Linked DNA regions of Mus musculus: region 2 is linked to region 1. A link is a loop called in an ENCODE intact Hi-C map of the cell type or tissue named here. Cell type or tissue: heart. All regions are shown on one strand.

Region 1 (8,000 bases):
GTTTCTTGCTGCCTGGCTTGTTGAGAAGGTACCCCTTACATTGGTGTGAATGTCTTTTCATTTGGGGGCTATTTCCAAGGAAAGTCGAGGCTGCTTAAAGCAGGAAAATCACAGTGTCTCCAGGCTGAAGAAGTGGAAGACATCTCTATGTGCTGCATCTAGTGTGGCTCCAGGTATGAACCCACACTCTCAGGGAAATGAAGAACAAACAGACACACAGACAAACTGGGTTTGATTGGATTGGGATCTCTGCTGAAGAAACCCAGAAGCCCAGAAGCTCAGCATGTTTATTATAAACTGTTGAACAGGGAGGCGGGGTTACTGCATGCAGATAATCCAGGAGGCAGGTCTCACTAACCTCAGTAGGAGCAGTCTCTGTAGAGAGAGGAGCAGTCTTCAGGCTGGGAACATCCAGCAGGGAGAAAACCATGGTGGGCATTTTCCAATCAGAGAACAGAGGAAAGCCTGGCTATTCCTCTGGTTCCCATTCTGAGGGCAGGAGGAACTTTGCTGATTTCATGGGTTGGAGGCTTTGGGGTCCTTGATACTACTGTGCCCGTGTCAAACAATACACATTCACCCAGGACTTCCCACACTCAAGGCTCCCTCTGCTCTCCACGAATGCTTCCCGTATTGTATTAGCGGAACAGATTGTGAAGGTTAAGAGCCTAGCCTCTGGCCATGCAGCTCTTGGCAAAGAAAGACCCAGCATCCAATGATGTGAGATGTATAAAGTGGTTTTGTGTGTTTGTAGGTTGAGTCCTGGGAAGATAAAACATCAATTAGAATAGCAATTCTGGTTTTTCTATTATAATAAAAATGAAGAGAAAACAAAACAGACTCCATTAAATAAGGAGTTGTGCTCAGCATTGATGAAGACACTGCTCCCAGTCTACCTCACATAATGTAAGCTCTGAAAGAAACATTGTTTTGAATTTAGACTATAAAAAAGACCCTCAAGAGAAAATGCAAAATGCAAGCTCTTTATTAATGCCAGGATGGGGCAGCCTGACCTTGACTGATGAATGGGTCTCTGTGGCTACCCACTTATTATTTATTTCTGAAATGTTACTGCAAAACGATTTCTATGCATTGCTGCTTAAGACCTTTAGTGTTGGTTTTTGTCTGCATTCACTGTGTTATGTTAACTGTTTTCACTTCCTTAACTTTATAGTGAAATAAATACAGAAATTTATGGTAAAGCTTTCTGTAACTTACACTGTCACTTCATTTCAACATGATTAGTAGTTGATCTTCCTTGCCAACTTCACAGGGTTTAGAATCAATCATGCAGGAGAGAGACCCTCTTGAGGTGTCCATAACATTTCCAGAGAGGTTTAACTCAAAGGGGGAAGCTATACTTTGGATACAGGGAACAACATCCCAAGGGCTGAGGCCCAGAATGAACAAAAGGGAGAAGGCCTATTGGAGCACCAGCGTTCATTTCCCCCAGCTACACCCTGACAGGAGTAACCAGCTACTCCACACTCCTGCTGCCTGCTCCTGCAGCTTCACCACAAGGATAGACTGTATCCCTTCAAACCGTGAGCCCGAATCAACCCTTCTTTCCTTAGGTTGCTTTTGTCGAGTATTTTGTCCTGACTTTGGAGCCAGCAGCATAATGAGAAGGTTAAGTAGATGTTACTTGAGGGGACTTCCTTAGGGAAAAGAAACACTTGTCCCTTTCTCTGAAGGAGGACTTGGCAAGCTGCACTCTTTTTTTTTTCTTTCCATTTTTTATTAGGTATTTAGCTCATTTACATTTCCAATGCTATACCAAAAGTCCCCCATACCCACCCACCCCCACTCCCCTACCCGCCCACTCCCCCTTTTTGGCCCTGGCGTTCCATCCAAACGCTGACACCATTGCATACACTAGCAAGATTTTATCGAAAGGACCCAGATGTAGCTGTCTCTTGTGAGACTATGCCGGGGCCTAGCAAACACAGAAGTGGATGCCCACAGTCAGCTAATGGATGGATCACAGGGCTCCCAATGGAGGAGCTAGAGAAAGTACCCAAGGAGCTAAAGGGATCTGCAACCCTATAGGTGGATCAACATTATGAACTAACCAGTACCCCGGAGCTCTTGACTCTAGCTGCATATGTATCAAAAGATGGCCTAGTCGGCCATCACTGGAAAGAGAGGCCCATTGGACACACAAACTTTATATGCCCCAGGGCAAGCTGCACTCTTAAGGGCAGAATTAAAAAGATCCCCACCCCCATCCCCAAGTCACAGCAAGAATCAGAACATAGCCTCGTCTTCATTGGTTTGCTGGATTTCAAAACAAATCTTAGAGGCTGGAGAGCTGGCTTGGTGGTTAGGAGTGCTCTTACATTAGTGCTCTTACAGAGGACCAGAGTGCACTTCCCAGCCCCCATATTAGTCCACTGCCAACTGCAATTCTAGTTCTAAGGGTACCAGATACCCTCTTCTGTCCTTTATAGACACTCACATGTGCTTAGGTGCACACTCATTCACACACACACACACACACACACACACACACACACAGACTCGCTCTCTCACACATACAAATACATTAACAAAAATAAAAGTCCTTAAAAACAAATCTCTGCAGCTTGCTCTACTAATCTTTGTGTTTTGTGTGTGTGTGTGTGTACATGTGTGTTGGGGGGATAAGCACATGTGTGTGTGCATGTGTGTCGGGGGGATAAGCACATGTGTGTGTGCATGTGTGTGTGGACATGTGTGTCGGGGGGATAAGCACATGTGTGTGTGCATGTATGTGCATATGTGTGTGTGTGGACATGTGTGTTGGGGGATAAGCACATGTGTGTGCAGTGTACAAGTTGATTATCATCATCTCCACCGTCTGGCAAGCTCCACTTGACATTCCCAGACAATAAGTGAAAGTCACATGACAATGTTCCTACTAACTCCTTTCACTTTAAAAAAAATCTGAAGGCATCATTATGATTTGGGGACAATAAACATCAAAAAGTATCAAGGCTTTAAAAGAAAATCCTGATTTTTTTTTTTTAAAGAAATAAAAGTATCCATGGACCAGGACCTGACTCCATTCCACAGAGGCACAATGGAGCAGAGTGGGAGGGGCCAAAGATTTCCTATTTTCTACTTTTGTTTTTACATAAGGAAGCACCTGCTGCCACTCTTCAGAGCCCTGGTGGGAGCCATCTCCCAGAGAGCTCCTGGGAGCAGCAGCGGGCCCCACCGCCCAGCCTCTGAAACAGGAACTCCTACAGGTTCCCCAGTAGGCTCAGGGTCCAATTGTTTCAGAATCACTGCCTGCTATACTGGCTAAAACTCAGGCTCCTGTACTCCTGGACCTGCAGAATCAGTGGAGAGGGACTAACAACAGCACCCCCAAGTGATCATTTCTAGTTCATTTCTACTTGCTAAAGCTGATACCATAAAAAGATACTCTATCAAAAGGCATCTTATTTGGAATAAAAATGAGACTACTTGTTACCTGGGCTTCACTGTTTCGACATGATTTACTCCCCTGCTCACCCTTGCTCATGTGGACCACGCTGTGGATACACTGGACTAAAAGGTGCTGGAAGTTGTATAACAAAAGAGGAAGTAGAAGAAAACACACAGTTTGCACATCTGCTGTTTTTTATATAAGTGTGAGAATTTCCTGTTTTTCTGAAATCATCAAATGGTTGCTATTGGCTATTTATAATATTTGCTACTATTTTCAGACCTAATTTTCACTTCTCCCACTTGAATGGCTATTTAAAGACACACCCACGCTCAGTTCAAGGGCCCTGAGATTTCAGTCCAGTGGTCTCTTAAATCACACCTTAACATCCTAGGAAAGCAAGAACTTTTGAAGGTGGGGGTTAGTCATTTCCACAGATAACCAGCACCATCTAGTGGACGCAAATAACCCTTTGTCAAAGTCGGGCCCTGGAAGAGGCCGAGAAAGTGGGTTGTTGGTGGAATCTCAGGGCAGATTCGCTCTGCAGTGACTGGGGATGGGGAGCGGACACTAATCTTTTGCTGCTCACCTTCCCAAATATAAATCTGCACAATCATTATGCCAACCAGGGGGGTGTGGGGAAATAAATGGGAAATGAAGAATCCGAGCCATGTCTTGAGCATCCTGTAAATGTCATTTTTTTTTTCCAGTGATGTAAGGCACAGAATCCGGGGAGCTGGGGCCCCATCGTGGCGCACACTATTAACAACCCTTAGGAAGAAAAGGCTTTTGAGCTTGGTCTGTGATAACTATGCTCTCCCATCTCAACGTTACAGTTGGCATGAGCTTATGGTGCGAAGAGGGAAGCCGGGGCACTGCATCTGGCAGTTGGAGCCCAGATGGAATGCAATGTGGGCTTTTTCTCAGTCCTTCAAATCTGACTCCACTCAGAAGGCGGGTGTCAAGAGCAGGAGAGACAGGAAACAAAAACAAAATCTAACTCCCAAATCAACACTGCCATATGTGCCCACCCTGGAATAAGACCAGGGGAAGTTAGCTTAAAATACATTCATTCTACAAAAACTACTCATGAATTCCTCGAGAAGGAGTAACACTCTTCAGAGAGTACCCACAGAAGAACACAGAACTGTAGAAAACACAGCTTAGGAAAAGATGGCACGTTCTGTCATATTTGAATGGTAACTGTTTTGAGAGTGTTGCCCTCGATATGATGCAGAAGTACATGCAAGAAATGAGGACAAAATACAAAACAAAGTGGTTTATTAAAGTTTGCTCTCAAGGTCCACAGAGCCTCTAAGCAGTTAGCAAAACGAGAACAGTTGGAAGCGAATCAAGTGGGGAGAATATAGAGACGGAAGGTAACTTATCAAGATTGTTTTATGCAAAATATAAACAAGGACTTAGTGTGGAATAACAACAGAGTGAGGGACACAGAGTTGGTTCCATTTGGTTTATGGAATTCTCATGTTGCATACATTTTAAAAGGCAACTGTTTAAAAAAGGAAAACACCAGAGATCACACGAAGTCTTCGTAGCTCTGTATTTTCTAAGTTTTTTTTCCAAACTCTGTCGCATCACCAAGAAATGTGAGAAAATTTAATGGTTCTCATTAAGCATCCAATATAAAAACTGGAGGGAGGGCCTGGGAGATGGCTCACTGGGTAAAAGCACTTGCCATTGGAGTATGAGAACCCGAGCTCTTAGATCTAAAGCCCCATAAAAGCTGGAGGCGGTAATAGACATCTGCATGCCCAGAGCTCCTCTGGGGAGATGGGGGTGGAGAAAGAAAATTCTAGAAAGTTGATGGGTTAGCCAATCTCAGTCTCACATATGCCCTGAAAAGACAATAAAGGGACTCTGTCTTAAACAAGGTGGAAGGCAAGTATTGATACTTGAGATTGCCCTCTGATCTCCACACCCATATTGGCACACCTGGGTTGCATTTGTACATGTGTATAATATAGACCTGCACAGGATGCACACACTTACACATGCACACACATACAAAGAAAAAAATGGCCTTTGTGCACAGAACAGAAGCGATGTGTAGGCACATGGAGATGATTTACCTGTAACTCCTCAAAAAAAAAAAAAAAAAAAAAACCAAGCAAACAAACAAAAAACAGTTGGAGGTTCTAGGAGCCCTGACATCCATCACCTGTGAGGGTCCCTTCAAAGACCAAATCAGCATTTTATCAAAATCATTCATTGGGTGATGTATTTACAGTTAAAGGTGGAGAAGGTGGTGTGAAATTTCTGATATCTTTGCTCTCAGGTACAGCCCTGATGTCAGAGTTTATGCAATGGTGGTTTTACTATACAATGGAGTTAAGAACTCCAATCCATGGGGCTGAAAACCCCCTCAGTTCCTTCAGTCTCTTCCTTGACTCCTCCATCAGGGACCCCACGCTCAGTCCAATGGTTGGCTTGGAGCATCATTGTCAACTGGCCAGATCCCCCGGAGGTCCTGGGGACCAGACTACCAACCAAAGAGTACACATGGAGGGACCCATGGCTCCAGCTGTGTATGTGAAAGAGGATGGCCTTGTTGGACATCGATGGGAGGAGAGTCCCTTGGTCCTGTGGGGGTTCGATGCCCCAGTGTAGGGGATTGCCAGGGGTGGAAGGCAGGAGTGGGGGCGGGGTGGGAAGCACCCTCATAGAGGCTGGGGTTGGGGGATAGGATAGGAGGCTTCCAGAGGGGAGACTTGGAAAGGGGATAACATTTGAAATGTAAATAAAGAAAATATCTAATAAAAGAAAAAAAAAGAACAATATCTATACTATATCTTTTTTTTTTTTTTTTTTTGGTTTTTCGAGACAGGGTTTCTCTGTATAGTCTTGGCTCTCCTGGATCTCACTTTGTAGACCAGGCTGGCCTCGAACTCAGAAATCCGCCTGTCTCTGCCTCCCAAGTGCCGGGATTAAAGGCGTGCGCCACCACACCCGGCTCAATATCTATATCTTATTATTAAAAATAAAACACGATGAAAAAAAAAAGAATTCCAATCCATGTCCCAAGTGAGGACACTGTGGCCCATAAACGTTTGTGAATTTGTTTAGGGCTACCCAACTATTTAATACCAGATTTCTAATAATGGTACATTCTTTGTATTACAAACTGTTTTTTCATTTTTTATTTTATGTGAGTGGGTGTTTTGCCTGCAAGTGTGTCTGTGTATCACTTGTGTGCAGTGCCTGCAGAGGATAAAGAGGGCATCAGATCCTTTGGATTAAAGTTGCAGAGTGTTGTCAGCCACCGTGTGGGTGCTGAGGATTGAACCCTGGTCCTCTGGAAGAGCAGCCAGTGCTCATATCTTCTGAGCCTTCTCTCTAGTCCTCCTCTTTTTATTAAAATAGAAAAAATATAAAAAACCAAGATGTCATAGTTTGGATAAATGTCCCTAAAGTGTTAAATGCTTGTTGCCAGCCTGCGGTGCTATTAGGAGATGTTGGAGCAGTCATGCTGTAGTTAAATAGATGCATTAGGTGATTGGGGGACATGCCCTTGAAGCAGAAACTGGGACACTGACCCCTAATTTCTCCATGTTTCTCAGCTGTCTGTCATCAGGTAAGCTGACTGGTCTCACCAGTGCTTCTGCTATGACTTACCATTGCTGCCAAAGCCGGAAGCACAAGGGTCAAGAGACCATGGGTGAGACACACACACCCCCTCCCAAAAAACCCCGTCATCGCAAATCTTTCTTCTTCGTAAGTTCATTTCATCATGCATTTTGTCACTGAAACAGAAAGCTGGCTAACATAGCACAGTCTAGGGAGTGAGATCATAAATGATTGTTTTATGCCTTATGGTAGAAAAGCCCTCACAGGAAGCAGTCACACAAAAGAGGAAGCAAGCCACTCACAGTCGGGAAGCTGTAGTCCAGGTAGAAGAACAAGGATCTCTCTCTCTCTCTCTCTCTCTCTCTCTCTCTCTCTCTCTCTCTCTCTCTCTCTGTGTGTGTGTGTGTGTGTGTGTGTATGCTCTGTGTGTTTTTCAAGTTGTGTTTCCAAGCTCCTGACAAATGCTGATCTTTAACATGCAGAAATAGGAAATCTGAACTGCAGAATTTTGTTCCTCTTTCACATGGGCTAAGTACAGACTGCTTTTATACCTCTAGGTTCTTAAATTATCCCTAAAATACTTCCACCTCTCATACTCTTAGTTACTACTAGGATTATCCGAAACATGTGTTTAATAACTATTAGGGCTGGGAATACTGCTCAGGTTGAACTCATATCCCCTCGTGTGTGTAGAGACTAGATTTCCATTTCCAGCACCTTGTGTGTGTAGAGACTAGATTTCCATCTCCAGCACCTTGTGTGTGTAGAGACTAGATTTCCATCTCCAGCACCTTGTGTGTGTAGAGACTAGATTTCCATCTCCAGCACCTTGTGTGTGTAGAGACTAGATTTCCATCTCCAGCACCTTGTGTGTGTAGAGACTAGATTTCCACCTCCAGCACCACCACCCACAGAGAACAAACAACACCCAAATACAAAGAAAAAACCCACATCCAAATGATCAAATTTAGACATATTTAGAAAAATTATAATTTATATTCAA
Region 2 (8,000 bases), 620 kb before region 1:
TTCTGAAACACTGCACTTTGCAGAGGCTGCCCCTGGGGAGCTCAGGCAGATGCATAAGGTGGCTCGCCAGGCAGGCCAGGCAGGCGCTCCCCCTTCCCCACCCCCCCACCCCATCCTGAGCTTATCTCTCACTGGCAGCTGCGTGTTCACGCTCCTTGCTTCTGCTCCTGCAGCGTGTCTGACAGACTCTCCGTGTGTGTAGCGGTATGCATGTCCGTGTGTGTGCTCACCCATGTCTGCTCCAGACAGGCACAAGGCGTGCTTGGATGGATCTGGTGGTGTGCCCTTCTCTGTCAACATGAGCGTAGACCAGGTCCTCTGCAGTCCTGCATCTGCTATACTTGCAGTCTCCGAGGAGGGAGCATGCTCCTTTCTGAGCCTGGAATAGCTTTCTTCTTTTCAAGAAAATCCCCCACTTACCCATCCAACCTTTCTCTCCCCCTGGGTAAGCTGACGAGCTGGGGCTGACTGGCAGAGGACATGGGGACACCACTGTCCTTCCCAGGTTGGTCTGGGCGGACTCGTCATTATCCGCACGCCCGTGACCCAGGGTGTGGCGCTTAGTAGTTGTTCAGAAAGCTTTGCTGAACGTGTGGGTTATGGACTTGACCAGGAACGCAGCTATGCACATTCATAAATACACGGAGTTGACCGTGGTCTGGCATGCTTGCCACCTCTGTTTTGAGTCATTTCTCGTGGCACTGTTTTAAGAATATTATAGACATGCCACTTTCCTTTAAAACTTTAAATGACATCTTCATTCTGTACCTGTGCTGCACATGTGTTTGTGGGCACGCATGCTCTGCTCTGTGTATGTGGAGGTTGGTGGAAAACTTTCGAATGTTGGTGTCCTCAGACCGTGTGGGTCTCAGGGTTTGAACTTAGGTTGTCAGGGAGGGCAGGCAGCAGTTGGGCTGTCTCACCCGTCTCACTCGACCCCAGACCACAACTGTGGAAGAGAAGCTCTGAATTCCCTTTTCAGGCTAGTTATATGTGTACCCTACCACAAAGCAATTCCCTCTGTGAGGACGTACCTAGAGGACCCGAGGAGACACGCTCGCACCAGGAGGAGCATCCCTCAGCAGTTGCAAACTAGAAATGCCCAAATGCCCATCGGGGTAGACTGGACATTACATCACACAATTTCTACATGAGGGAAAATGTGCGCTAGACAAGAAAATGTTGAGCAGGTTATAGTTCTGTTCATGAGTCTGGAAGGAAAACCAGCAGTGGGATACAGCCATGAGCCATAGAAGCAATGTGCATGCGCACAAGCACACATATACACCCACACACACCACACACACTATATAAGTCCAACTATAAAAAGTTAAAAACCTAGCATGTTGTGTAGAATGTTGTGTAGAGATACACAGACGGGTAAGAAGCCACCTGAGAAAAAAAAAAAAAAAGAAAAATGTACACCCATGGGAGGCTTAAGCAAGAGTCCAGCCTGAGCCTAGAGTTCAAGGATAACCTAGGCAGCATAGTGAGAGTGTCTCAAAGCAGCAAGTAGACAAACAAACATATAATTACTGAGGGCTGGTGGTGTAGCTTGGTGGCTGAGTCCTTGCCTGGTAAGACCAAGGCCCTGGATTCCACCCCAACACAATAAAATGAAGTGAAATGCAATGCAATAAAATAAAATGGTCAGGGGCTCATTTGGACTCATTTACAAAACAAAAATCGTGGTCTTGTTATGTAGCCCAGGCTGGCCCGGAACTGGCAGTCCTGCTTCAGTCCTTCAAATGACGGGGTCACTGGTTAAACCACAGAACTTGCTTCTGCCTCTTATTTTTGACATTGCACGTATGTGCCTGCTTATGTGCACATTTTTACCGTGGAAGGGAAGAGCAGTGTGTGGTCCTCCTCTGCCCCCCTATTTTCTGTCCCCAGTCGGCAGAGGAGGGGCCAAGGTTCCTCTCTGAGTGGGTCAGAGGAAGATTGGGAGTGAGGGCCTCCCTCTGCAGCTGGGCCCTGGCTACTCCCGGGTGGGAAGGGATGGGGAGAGCAGGGTCAGGCGAAGCCGGCTGGCTCCGCTGTTTGTGCCAACTCTGGATTAGGCCAGGGCTCCGGCCCACCTGTTGTTTCCCTCATCCAGCATGAACTTAGCTACTGAGTACCTATTGCAAGCACTGGCCCTGCTGCAGGTTCAGAGAACTGGGAGGGTTTTGTTGTTACTGTAGGTTTTTGTTTGTTTGCTTGCTTGTTTTGTTCTGTCTCACCACAATGCCTTGGCTGGCCCCAAACATGAAATCCTCCTGCCTCGACCTCCTGAATGCTGGGACTATGGACACATGCCATCGATGGTATCTGGCAGGAAATGATTTTTGACCTCTAAAATCTAACAGTATTATAAGGTGACCATAGAACAAATAACCAATGTTGTCAGCAACACATGGGCCAGGCATCACATGACGCTGCTGCTGATGTTCCCACATAGACAAGTGCAATCCCAGAGCTAGCCCTCAAGTTTACAGCCTAAAGGCAGAGAAATGGGTACATCAGATAATAAAACCCACTGTGCAGGATGGGGTGCAGGATGGGGGGCTGCCTCCGGCTGAGTGCTCTAGTTAATCTAACAGCAACCAGCATCCAAGAAATACTTGGGAGAAATGAGGCTAGCCTCTCTCCCTGAGAGTGGGCAGGCGTACTCGAACTGCCGAGCAGTTCTAGAATTCTAGAACAGCAGAAGCTGTGGCCTGGAGCTGTCCCTTGTTGGAGGAAACAGGTGGCAGGCATGAAGAAGAGAATGCCCACCTTGCCCTTGAACGTGTCGTGCGCCCTTGGATGTTCATGTGCCAAGGTGGGAGGAAGGGGAGTGGGCTGTGGGTGAGGTGGGGAGAGAGGAGAAGAAAGGCTGGAGAGTTCTTCTGGAGGGAGCCTGCAGTGAGGCTTTAGGGGAGGGCACAGCACAGAGCTGGAAGGACTTCCTGGATGGAGAAACCAGCTGGGGCAAAGGCCCAGGCCAGAGTAAGGCAGGGAAGACTGCGTACAACCACAGCTGCTGTGCTCAGCAGCGGAGAGGGGAGTTGCAGAAAGAGTCAAGATAGACCCAAATTGTGTTTGCTTTGCTAATCCTTAGGTCCCCCTCCCCCAAGACAAGGTCTCCAGAGCCCTGTGTGACCTGGAGCTCTCTCTAGACTAAGCTAGCCTTCGAATTCACAGAGACCTGCCTACCTTGCTTCCCAAGTGCTGAGGTTAAAGGCACGCAGCACCATGCTTCCTTATTAACACTGGGTCTAGTGTGTTGCTCAGGTAGCCTCAAGTTCCTGGCCCCAAGTGATCCTCCTGCTTCAGTCTCCAAAGCATCTGGGACAAAGGAGCTCTACTGAGATGTTAGGTCTTTATTTGGGGGGCACTTTCCCAGTCCTTTTACTTAGGTAGCCCAGGCTTGCCTTGAACTGGATATATAGCTCAGGCTGGCCTCAACGTCACTGTAATCCTTTCCTTCAGGCTCCTGAGTGCTTGGGTATACAAGATGCCTACTATGCCCAGTGTAACCTTTGTATTGACCTTAAATGTGCTGGGATGCATGGTTGGCTCCATCAGAGGAGGCTCCATTGTTCTCTCTGGCTCAGGGTGGAGGTGCAGTTCAGCGACCTGGACTGGAAGAAGGGAGGCAAGTTGGATTGGTGTGGAGAAGTCGAATTCTGAATGGCTCTTGGTTAGAGGAAGTAGGTAGAGCACAGTAGGGGAGAGCCCCCACCTTGCATAGTGTGGCTCTGAGTTCCTCCACTGTGGAGTGGAATATAGGCAGAAGAAGAGGCTGGTATGTGCTCCTGCCCTGTCCCCCCCCACACCCCCCATCTATCTGGGGGCTTGTCTAAATGCCTGTTGGATAGTGAAAAAAATATGAGCATATAACAAGATTGTCATAAATGACAATTATGCACATTAAAACAGTATCCTTAGGAGGACCTACAATCGAACCAATCAATCAATAGAGCACTTAGAAGCATGAATAGCCAAAAAGGAACTCCTTACAGATTCAAAAGAAGTTTTGTCCTGGGGGAATGGTACAGGGGGAAGGAGGGGACAGGCTTTCCTCTTCAATAAACTTTTAAAAACTTACATTGTTTTGGAGGGTGGGGAGACGGCTCCCCCGGGTTAGGGGCATTTGTTCATTGAGAGGCCCTTGAATGGGTTTCCCCGCTGCCCACAAGGCAACTCATAACATCGTTCTAGGGAATCCAGCTCCTCTTCTGGTCTCTGCGGGTATCAGACTAACAAGCAGAACACATATACACACGCAAGAAAAATACTCATACACATAAAATAAGTTTTGGAAAAAAAATTACAGTTTTTTAAACTCTGACCATAATTTTTAAAAGAATACCACACTCATCTTTGCTGTTTATGGTCTCCCTGTTTTTGTTTGGCCTTCTTGTATGAGATGGTGGTGATAGTGGATAGTGATCTTTCAATGTTCTCATTTAGTAAAATACAAATTCTGGGGAAATTTCAGTCTTGGAAACCGTGCATCCAGAGCACGAGTGGGAAACTGGAGCGTCCAGAAAGTCACCGCGCCTGCGAGTCCGCGGATGGCCGGTAGGGGTCAGGCGAGCTCCACGCAGCGCTGACTGAGCGGGTCCCGGGAGTCCTCGCTGCAATCGGCCGCCCGCAGAGCTTTAAGGCAGGAGTCTTAAGAAGTGAGAGCACTTTAGATCCGCCATAAGCAGATAACCGATGGCCATGCGGATTCCAGCCCCCACCAGGGCACGCTGTGTGCTAGACGCTCTCTCCACTCTGTGTGCTGTTGCTTTACTCCGGCTCGGGCCCCACCCAGCCTCCCGGGCGTCAGAGCGTGGCTGGCTCACCCGTCGTTCCTAGGTTTGAGCAACTCACCCAGCAGGGCTTTGCATCCTTAAGCAATCTTGCCTTGAGCACTCAGTTGGTTGCAAAGGTCAGGGAAGGAGTGGATGTGTGAAGTGAAGCAATATTACAAGGGACTACCACTGGGATGTGGGGCTAAGACTCTGGTCCCTGGGGAGAAACTCTCTCCAGGCCCAAGTTGGATTATCAGCGGGGTGGGTGGGGGTTGGGAACCAAAACCAAACCAACTCAACCAAACAAAAACCCCCATATAGCTGCCTTAGCCCAGTGTCACTCCCTAGGGAGCCCAGGTGTTTGTCACTAGATTCTGATAAGGCACAAGACCTGGCTACACTTAACACTTCTCATTAGCAGCGTCCCACCCCCACTATTCCCATCCACTTTTCAGACATAGTTTTTATTTTGTCTTTTATTTAAAAACATTTCTTGTGTGTCACATTAAAAAAAAATTCAGAAAAACAATCACATTCTTCCTTTCAGTTGCTATAGCTGGATACAAACAGATTGGGTAATTATAGCTCATGGTTCCAGAGGCTGACTATCAAAAGCATGGCGCTCCCAACTCCAGTGTTCTTCTCTTGCCTGATAACATGGTAGGAGACCTGACACGACAGAGCAGGCACACTAGTTTAAGATTCCCTTTTATAAAGCCACTAAAGTCATTACTACCTAAACCATTAACAAATGGCTGGGACTGAGGTTTTTAACAGGTGAACTTCTGGGGCACACTCTCGTTGGTAGGGTTCCTATGGCATGACTGGGTGACATGTTGCCTTCTGATAACTTATGGAGGTCAGAGGGCAACTCTCCATCCCCCATATGGGTTCTTGGACTCCAACCCAGGTTGTCTGGCTTGGTGACAATCTTGCAGGCGTGCAGGTCCTCTGCCTCATTTTGATCATCTTCTGTGGGTTGTTCCAGGGATCTTCCTCAGCTGGTCAGTGTATCTACTGCATTCATGAACCCCCTCTTAAGATGGGACGGGTGTGGGGTTGCTAAGGTGCTGACTCCACCTGTCTCAGACCTCAGCACTCCACCTAGGCTAAGACTGTTGGGCTGGGAGCCAGGAAAAACAGTCTTTATTTTTGGGAACTCACATGAATGTGGTAATCCACGGCCTGGGCGCTATTTGTGACGGCCCAAGGTTGGGAGGCCCAAGGTTGGGATGTCCCTGTTGCTAGCCCATTAGGATCCTAGCTCCAATTCTGACCTTGAAAAAGTCAAGTATTAAAAGAACAAAACAACCTTGCAGAGTTTGAGCTGGGTGTGGTGGTTGCACGTGCCTTTAATCTCAGAACTAGGGAGGCAGAGGAGGATCTTTGAGTCCAAGGCCAGCCTGGGCTATATAGCTAGACAAATGAAACAAAACTCAGATATGCCAGCTGTGGTGGTTCATGTATATAATTTTGGCAGTCAGGAGGCAGAGGCAGGAGGATTCTGAGTTACAGTTAGACTCTGAATCAAAAGCAACCCCCCCCCAAAAAAAAAACTCTCAAAATCCTCCAGAAACTTAAGACTCTCCTCCTGTCTTCCCACACTTGACACCCCCCCCCCATTTTCTCCCCCTTTCCTTTAAGAAAAAGCACAGGGTGTTGCCTGTAATCCCAGCACTCAAGAGATAGGGGCAGATCTACTGTTCAGGGTCTTAGTTCAAAGCTAGTCTCGGCTACAGGGAGACTAAAATAAAACCATGGAGAAGTTGGTAGGGCAAGGAGCTGACTCAGTGGTGCAGTGCCTGCCTAGCACAGCCTAGGTACAATTTCACACACAACAAGAAGAAAAGTCACCAGGAGATCTGGGTCTGAGACTTCCTATTCTGGCCTCCTATCCCATTCCCAAAGGGCAAACTGAAGGGCAGGCCGCTTCAAGGACATTCTCTGGATGCAGACAGGACCATAGCAAGTGGCTTGTTTCTCCTGCAGAACACGGCTTTGGGCGCAGAAGGGTTTACCTTGCAGTATATTTAATACAAAATGGCAACAGACATTGTGCAGTTGTAATAAAATTAGCCACAGGGTGTCTAGAGAAATATACAGAGGCAACAAGGCTGGAGGGGAGCCAGGCAACCTGGGCTGGGCCACAGGACCTGTGTCTGCTGGCCAGTCAGCTGCAGAAGGTCACATGAGCAGGCCCAGTGCTAGCCTGTGACAGAGTGATGCAGACAGACTCAGGTACACGAGGGAGCCGATCTTCTGTGTTGTCTTGCCTGGACTGTGGACTCTGTCCTTCCTGGGTCTGCCATAGGCATTCTGGAGCTGTCTAGCTCTTGGAGAAACAGTTAAGAAGGAGATGGCTTTTGCCTTTTCCTCAAGAAATGAGACCACAAGTATCTGACAACTGAAAGGGGTAATGCCTCTGTTACCCTTGAACAGAAAGGGCACCCTGCCAGAGGCTTGCCCAAGAAAAGGAGTCGGGTACCTGTCAGATGCTACCTGGAGGGTCAGGTCATCACATTCAGATGTAGAAAGCAATGGCACAGACACTGCCACCCTCCCCCCAAACCCCCCAAAAAGCCAAAGTCATTTTAGCAGTCATTTTAGGCTTTCCTGCCCGGAACGGCTGGAGAATCCGACTTCACACGGGGCAGAGGGCTGACAGAGAAGGGCAGCTGAGCAGCAGAGCTTCCTTAGACAGGTCAGAGGGCTGCCACATCTCTGCTTCCAAAGAAAGGCCTCTCGGTGCTGGGACCAGGGGGCGATGGGCCGCAGAGGGCTAGCGGAAGTCTGCATTGAAAGCTCGGCCAATGACCAACCGCCTCACTTCACTGGTCCCAGCTCCGATCTCATACAGTTTGGCATCTCGTAGAAAGCGGCCCATGGGGAAGTCATTGATGTAGCCATTTCCACCTGTGAAGCAGATGTGGGAAGAGAGAGGACAGAACTGAAGGCAGGGGGTGATGTGAGGAAGCAAACAGACCCTCCAGGATGGTCAAGGACTGGCTCCTTCCCATATAACCTATGCGCATGCGATGCCCTCCCCGCTCTCCCTCCCAGTCTCTCTGCTAGGGACTGAGTGTGGGCCTCACACACTCTAGGCAAATGCTCTACCACTGAGTTATAACCCCAGTTCATATTTTCAATATCTCTAGGTTATTTTTTATATCTAATACAACATAAGTACCATTTAAACTGTTGTTATATTGGAATGTTTAGGGAATCAGGACA

The links. Hi-C counts contacts between places; a loop is a spot of excess contacts. Peaks named below come from ENCODE experiments on the same cell type or tissue, not always from the same donor. Only the 100,000 strongest peaks of a DNase experiment are listed, where the experiment ranks them.
Region 2: a loop joins it to region 1, with 4 times the contacts of the local background. A loop is called at or near these places in 9 of 42 quality-filtered maps.

What each region holds. Positions count from the first base shown.
Region 1 is chr2:118,259,191-118,267,190 of GRCm38, reverse strand. No RefSeq gene overlaps it. Among named protein-coding and RNA genes, the nearest start is that of Fsip1, 6.2 kb to the right of the region's middle. In heart, a CTCF peak has its summit at 3,868 (motif pointing left); no DNase peak of the experiment used is centred here; H3K27me3 peaks cover 2,012 bases.
Region 2 is chr2:118,880,135-118,888,134 of GRCm38, reverse strand. Ivd (isovaleryl coenzyme A dehydrogenase) reads right to left here. Exons shown (of 12, transcript NM_019826.4): 12 at 5,226-7,682. The coding sequence ends at 7,549. Gm32798 (a long non-coding RNA gene) reads right to left here and starts at 384. Exons shown (of 3, transcript XR_374917.3): 1 at 231-384. In heart, no CTCF peak of the experiment used is centred here; DNase peaks (open chromatin) are centred at 4,724 and 6,944; H3K4me3 peaks cover 1,263 bases; H3K27ac peaks cover 1,292 bases; H3K27me3 peaks cover 3,063 bases.